Regions from separate parts of the Homo sapiens genome. Here region 2 is linked to region 1. Evidence: read pairs that join two places in POLR2A ChIA-PET (ENCODE). Cell type or tissue: OCI-LY7. All regions are shown on one strand. Region 1 overlaps MLLT1 (MLLT1 super elongation complex subunit). Region 2 has its middle 13 kb from the start of CD70.

The links. Peaks named below come from ENCODE experiments on the same cell type or tissue, not always from the same donor. Only the 100,000 strongest peaks of a DNase experiment are listed, where the experiment ranks them.
Region 2: POLR2A ChIA-PET joins it to region 1 with 14 read pairs; 2 of 35 experiments call an interaction of 5 or more read pairs at or near these places.

Annotation. Positions count from the first base shown.
Region 1 is chr19:6,217,269-6,219,768 of GRCh38, reverse strand. It overlaps MLLT1 (MLLT1 super elongation complex subunit), which reads left to right. Exons shown (of 12, transcript NM_005934.4): 7 at 1,728-1,815. Among named protein-coding and RNA genes, the nearest start is that of MLLT1, 61 kb to the left of the region's middle. RefSeq lists an enhancer at 2,113-2,500. In OCI-LY7, CTCF peaks have their summits at 891 and 1,093 (motif pointing left); a DNase peak (open chromatin) is centred at 1,088.
Region 2 is chr19:6,603,193-6,605,692 of GRCh38, reverse strand. No RefSeq gene overlaps it. Among named protein-coding and RNA genes, the nearest start is that of CD70, 13 kb to the right of the region's middle. In OCI-LY7, no CTCF peak of the experiment used is centred here; DNase peaks (open chromatin) are centred at 622, 1,172, 1,522 and 2,332; H3K4me3 peaks cover 2,470 bases; H3K27ac peaks cover 2,500 bases.

The sequences.
Region 1 (2,500 bases):
AGCCTCCTTTGGCCGCCTGAACTGCCCCCTCTCCACCTTTAGTGAGAAAGTGCATGGGATATGGGGCCAGGACCTTGGATACTTCTCCAGTCCACCTCCCTCCAGGTTGGTGCCCACCCCTCTGCCCCAGGGATTCCATCCGGAGGTCAAGGGAGGACTAGCCTTGGCCTCGGTGTGCAGGCAGCTGGCGGTGCTGGGAAAACTGAGGCTGACATAGGACGGCCTTGTTCTGAGTAGCAAGGCCTGCTGGTTAGAAGGCTGGGGTTAAATAGGCCATCTCTCGGTCACCTCTTACTCACCCCTGGCCCCCAAGAACAGAAGTCCAGGCTGTGCATCACCCAGCTCCAGGCAGGCCCAGCCAGGGGTCCTGGACGCTCTGGGGTATGTGTCCGGGACTCAGGTAGCCTGAGTGGGCAGTGACTGATGGGCACCACGGCAGGCTTTCCCAGTGATGATTCATCAGGGAGCGCCATGTGTTGGTGGGAAGGGGCGCTGGCAGGGGCTGGTTTGAGGGGCAGGAGGGGGCTGGGTTGGGCTGCAGTAAACCCTTGGGAAGTCCCTCTTCCCTCTCAGGCACGGGTGAGTCTGGACCTGCTGCTTGGGGAGGCCTTGGGCTTTCGTGGGGACCCTTCTGCAGGGTGGAGGCTGTCTCCTCCACATGCTAGGGGAGGGGCCGGGGGCTCCCAGGCACTCAAGGTCCTGAGTCCCACCAGCTCAGTACTCCGTTCACGGCTTCCCTTGCATGGCTGGCGGCTGCAGCGGCCCCTGCCAGAATCCAGCAGACCAGCTGCCTCCTCCTGATGGAGGGAGGACCCTGGAGGGGACTGGTCTGAGGGGCTCAAGCCACCTAGTTCCACCAGACGGGCCCCCAAGGTGAGGGGGCTGCCCTGGGCCCGCCATGTCCTCTGGCACACCCCTTGGGATGAGCTCATTGGCAGAAATGTGGGCCCAGAACAATGGGCCCCTCCCCGTGCAGGTGTCTGCAGTGCCTGCCTCCCGTCCACCCAGGAGCTACGCCTCTGCCCCATACACGCCTGCCCTGCACTGTCACCCTCTGTCCTGGCATCCCACCCCTTGTGTCCTTGTTGTGGCTTTTACTGCCCCCTGGTGGCTGAGCCTGGAAGGACAGCTGCAGGAGGAGGAGGCGGGTGGGGCCGGGCTTGCCCATGGCTTCTGTCCCCTGTGCACGCACGCTCTTCAGTGTCTTGGGCAGCTGGCGGTAGGAGCAGCGAATGGGTGGGGATACAGAGCTCTCTGCCACCCCTGAGCCCCGGACAGCACTGGGTCAGAACAAGAAGTGTCCACACCCAGCTTTCCTGTTCCAGACATTTTTGCGACACCAGTCAATGCCTGCCCTCTTGGACGAAGGCAAGGCCCACCCACCTGTGGGACTTCAAGCCCCTGCCCCAGCCTCCCTCCCAGTACCCTGTGCACCTGCCTGGGTAGACAGGAGAGCCCACGTGGTCCACACGGTCTCCTGGCGCTACCGGAAACCCAGACATCCACGGGTGTCCTAGGGCTGGCACGGGAGGCTATAGGCTGCGCATGGCCTGGCCGCTGGCTCCTTAGTGGGTTCTCAGCGGCACACGTGGGTACCCTTGGGACCCTAGGGGTGTCTGGGGGAGACCCACTCAGCGTAGCTGCTGCCAGGGGGCCCCCTTTGTCTCTGCTGAAAGGTGACAGCTCTCCCTTTCTCCCCTCCCTGCCCATCCCACCATTGGGTGAAGTCTGCCCAGTCAAGCCCGTCCAACTCCAGCTCCAGCTCAGACTCCAGCTCAGACTCAGACTTCGAGCCATCCCAGAACCACAGCCAAGGTGTGTATGGAGAGCAGCTGGGGGGCACGGATGGGGCCGGGGAGGGCCTGGAGCTCAGGCCACATGGGCATTCCTCAGCGTCCACTGCCTGCACAGGCTGGGCCCTGCAGATCTGTACATGGAGGGTTTTGGTGGCCTGGGGGAGTCTATATTTAAAAGCAAAGCAGGAACAAGTCACCAGACCTCCAGTCAGGCCCGGGGGCACTGTTCCTTGTGGTGGCTGTTGGCATGCACCCCGTGCCTGGAGCCAGGCTGGTGAGGGGCTTCTGGTGAGGGCCCTGCCCATGGCCAGAACTCTCCCTGTGCTGCTGGGGACCATGGACGGACGGCGTCACCTCCTCCGCCCATCCCACCCGCTCCCCAGGGCCAGCGAGGCACTGGCTGCCTGTGGACGGCCGGGGTCTCCTGCTGCCGGAGTGTTTGGAGTGCCCTCTCCCTCTCCAGGCAGGCCACCCTGAGTAGGGGCGGCTTTTTGGGGAAAGGACATAGGCCCATTGGCTGCACCAGCCTGCCCCAGAGTGGGGAGGGCCCTGGGGACCAGGCAGCCTGCAGGACACAGTGGGAGAGCTGCCCTGAGCCCCCGGCCCCAGTCCAGACCCCAGCACCCACTCCCAGGCAAAAAGCGTTTCCACTCCTGGATTGGAACAAGAGCCTCCTTCCCCCTTGGCCTGGAATCCTTTGCAGG
Region 2 (2,500 bases), 390 kb before region 1:
GTCTCCAAAAGCAGTAATAATAATAAATAAATAATAATAAGAGGCCGGGCGCAGTAGCTCACACCTGTAATCCCAGCACTGTGGGAGGCCAAGGCGGGCACATTATTTGAGGTCAGGAGTTTGAGACCAGCCTGGCCAACATGGTGAAACCCTGTCTCTACTAAAAATACAAAAAAATTAGCTGGGCATAATGGCAGGCTCCTGTAGTCCCAGCTACTTGGGAGGCTGAGGCATGAGAATCACTTGACCCTGGGAGGCGGAGGTTGCAGTGAGCCCAGGCCACTGCACTCCAGCCTGGGCAACAGAGTGAGTCTCTTTCTCAGATTAATAATAGCAACAGTCGTAGTGATACAGGAGGTAGAAAGAAATTATTTAGGCAGATAGTGAAGGCAGCAGAGTCCTCGGCAGAGCTTCCCTTCTAACAAAAAGCAGCCCCCAAATCATTTCTTTTCTAACAAGCAGCAGCCTGAAAAATTGAGCTGCAAACATAGATAGGCACAGCTGGAAGCTTACACGGGAGAATGCCGGCAGGTGCGCCAATAGAAGAGAGCTACCCAGGGGCCAGGCAGGCCCTACATGGACGCTTCCTCTTCCCTTTTATGTTACCACGCGTGCAGTAACAGAAATGGGCAACATGGCGCAGCTCGGGCAGAGAACCTGCCTGCATAATAAAAGATTAGGGTCAGAGGCTACCAGAAATTTGCACCCTATGCAAATGCGACACATGGTCTAACCAGTTTTTCACACCCTATATAAATCAAACACCGTTTGCTCACTAGCTTCTCTATAAAACCCCCTACATTTCCCCGCTGATACGGCAACCCATTTTTCCGGGACCCCTCTCTGCAGCAGAGAGCTCTCCTCTTTCTTTCGCCTATGAAACTTCCATTCTCGACCTCACTCTTTCTATGTCTATGTCCTTGTTTTCCTTGGCTGTGAGACTGTGAACCTCGGGTGTTACTCCAGACAAGGAGGCCGTTTCAGTAGTAGCAATGATAGTAATAGTTCTCACCAGTTCCTTACTACGTACTGGCTCTTTGCTAAACAGTTTACAAATATTAATTCCTTCCAACCTCATAGCAAGCCTGTGAGATACTTTTATTACTTCCAGGGAACTGAGGCACAGAGAGGTTAAATCACTTGCTGCAGGTCACACAGCTGGTAAGTGTTGGAGCCAGAATGCAAATTTGGGCTGCAAGACCAGAATGAAGGTGGAAAAAAATGAAGCAGATTGTAGAAGTGTAGGGTTGGATCTGATCTTTAAAACATCTTTGCAATTTGTTCATCATGAATTTTTTTGACCTTCACTTTTTAGATTTTTTTTAAAATGTTGCCTGAGAATATCATTTATTTTGACAATGACAGTTTGAGATGCCCCCTTGAAATTTGCACTTGAGGCACAAAATTCTGTTACTGATAGTAATAGAACCCTGGAGTTTCAGCTGGGTACATGGCTAATCAGAATGAAGACTACATTTCCCAGTCTCCCTTGCCTGAGTCATGTGACAAAGTCCTGGCCAATGGGTTGTAAGCGGAATTTATTAGCGCAAGCACTTCCTTGAAAAGGAAGGATAGTTGCTTCCCTTCACTTTTTGACCTTCCTGTTTCCTGGAACTCAGCCATGGTGGTGTGTCACTTTGTACTTTGCAGACAAGGGCATCACCTTTGATGTGTCGGAGGCACTTCAGTGAAAGAATTTTGGCTCCTAAAGATTTTGCAGAACAGAGATGACATGCCAGCCCAGACTTTCATGTAGGTGAAAATTGTTTCTTGTTGCTTCCTTTTGCACAGAATTCTCCTAGTCCTGCTGGCTCATGGGATAAAGAAAGGAACAGGAATGAGCCGGGCATGGTGGTTCACGCCTGTAATCCCAGCACTTTGGGAAGCTGAGGCGGGTGGATCACCTGAGATCAAGAGTTCGAGACCAGCCTGGCCAACATGGTGAAACCCCGTCTCTACGAAAAATACAAAAATTAGCTGGTCATGGTGGTGGGCGCCTGTAATCCCAGCTACTGGGGGGCTGAAGCAGGAGAATCCCTTGAACCTGGGAGGCGGAGGCTGCAATGAGCCGAGATTGCATCATTGCACTCCAGCCTGGGCAACAAGAGCAAAACTCCGTCTCAAAAAAAAAAAAAAGAAAAGAAAAAGAAAGAAAGGAACAGGAATGGAAGAGTGAGAAGTGCTGAGACAAAAGTGTCTTGATACCCTCCCTCCCAGCAGAAATCCCAGCAGTGAGAGGCATGCTATATAGTTAAGCGGGAAGCTGTAAGTTGAAGGATCCCTGTCCTTTTCCTGTTAGAACTCTGCCAAGGGTAACACTGAACCCGCTACGCTGTCTGGGTTATATACCCTGGGGTTCTTTGACGTGTGCAGAGAAAGAATTCAGGACACAGGCACAAGTGAGTGGGTTAAGAGTGGAAAGTTTAATAGAAGAAAGGAGAGAGGGCCGGGTGGGATGGCTCACGCCTGTAATCCCAGCACTTTGGGACCCAGGCTGAGG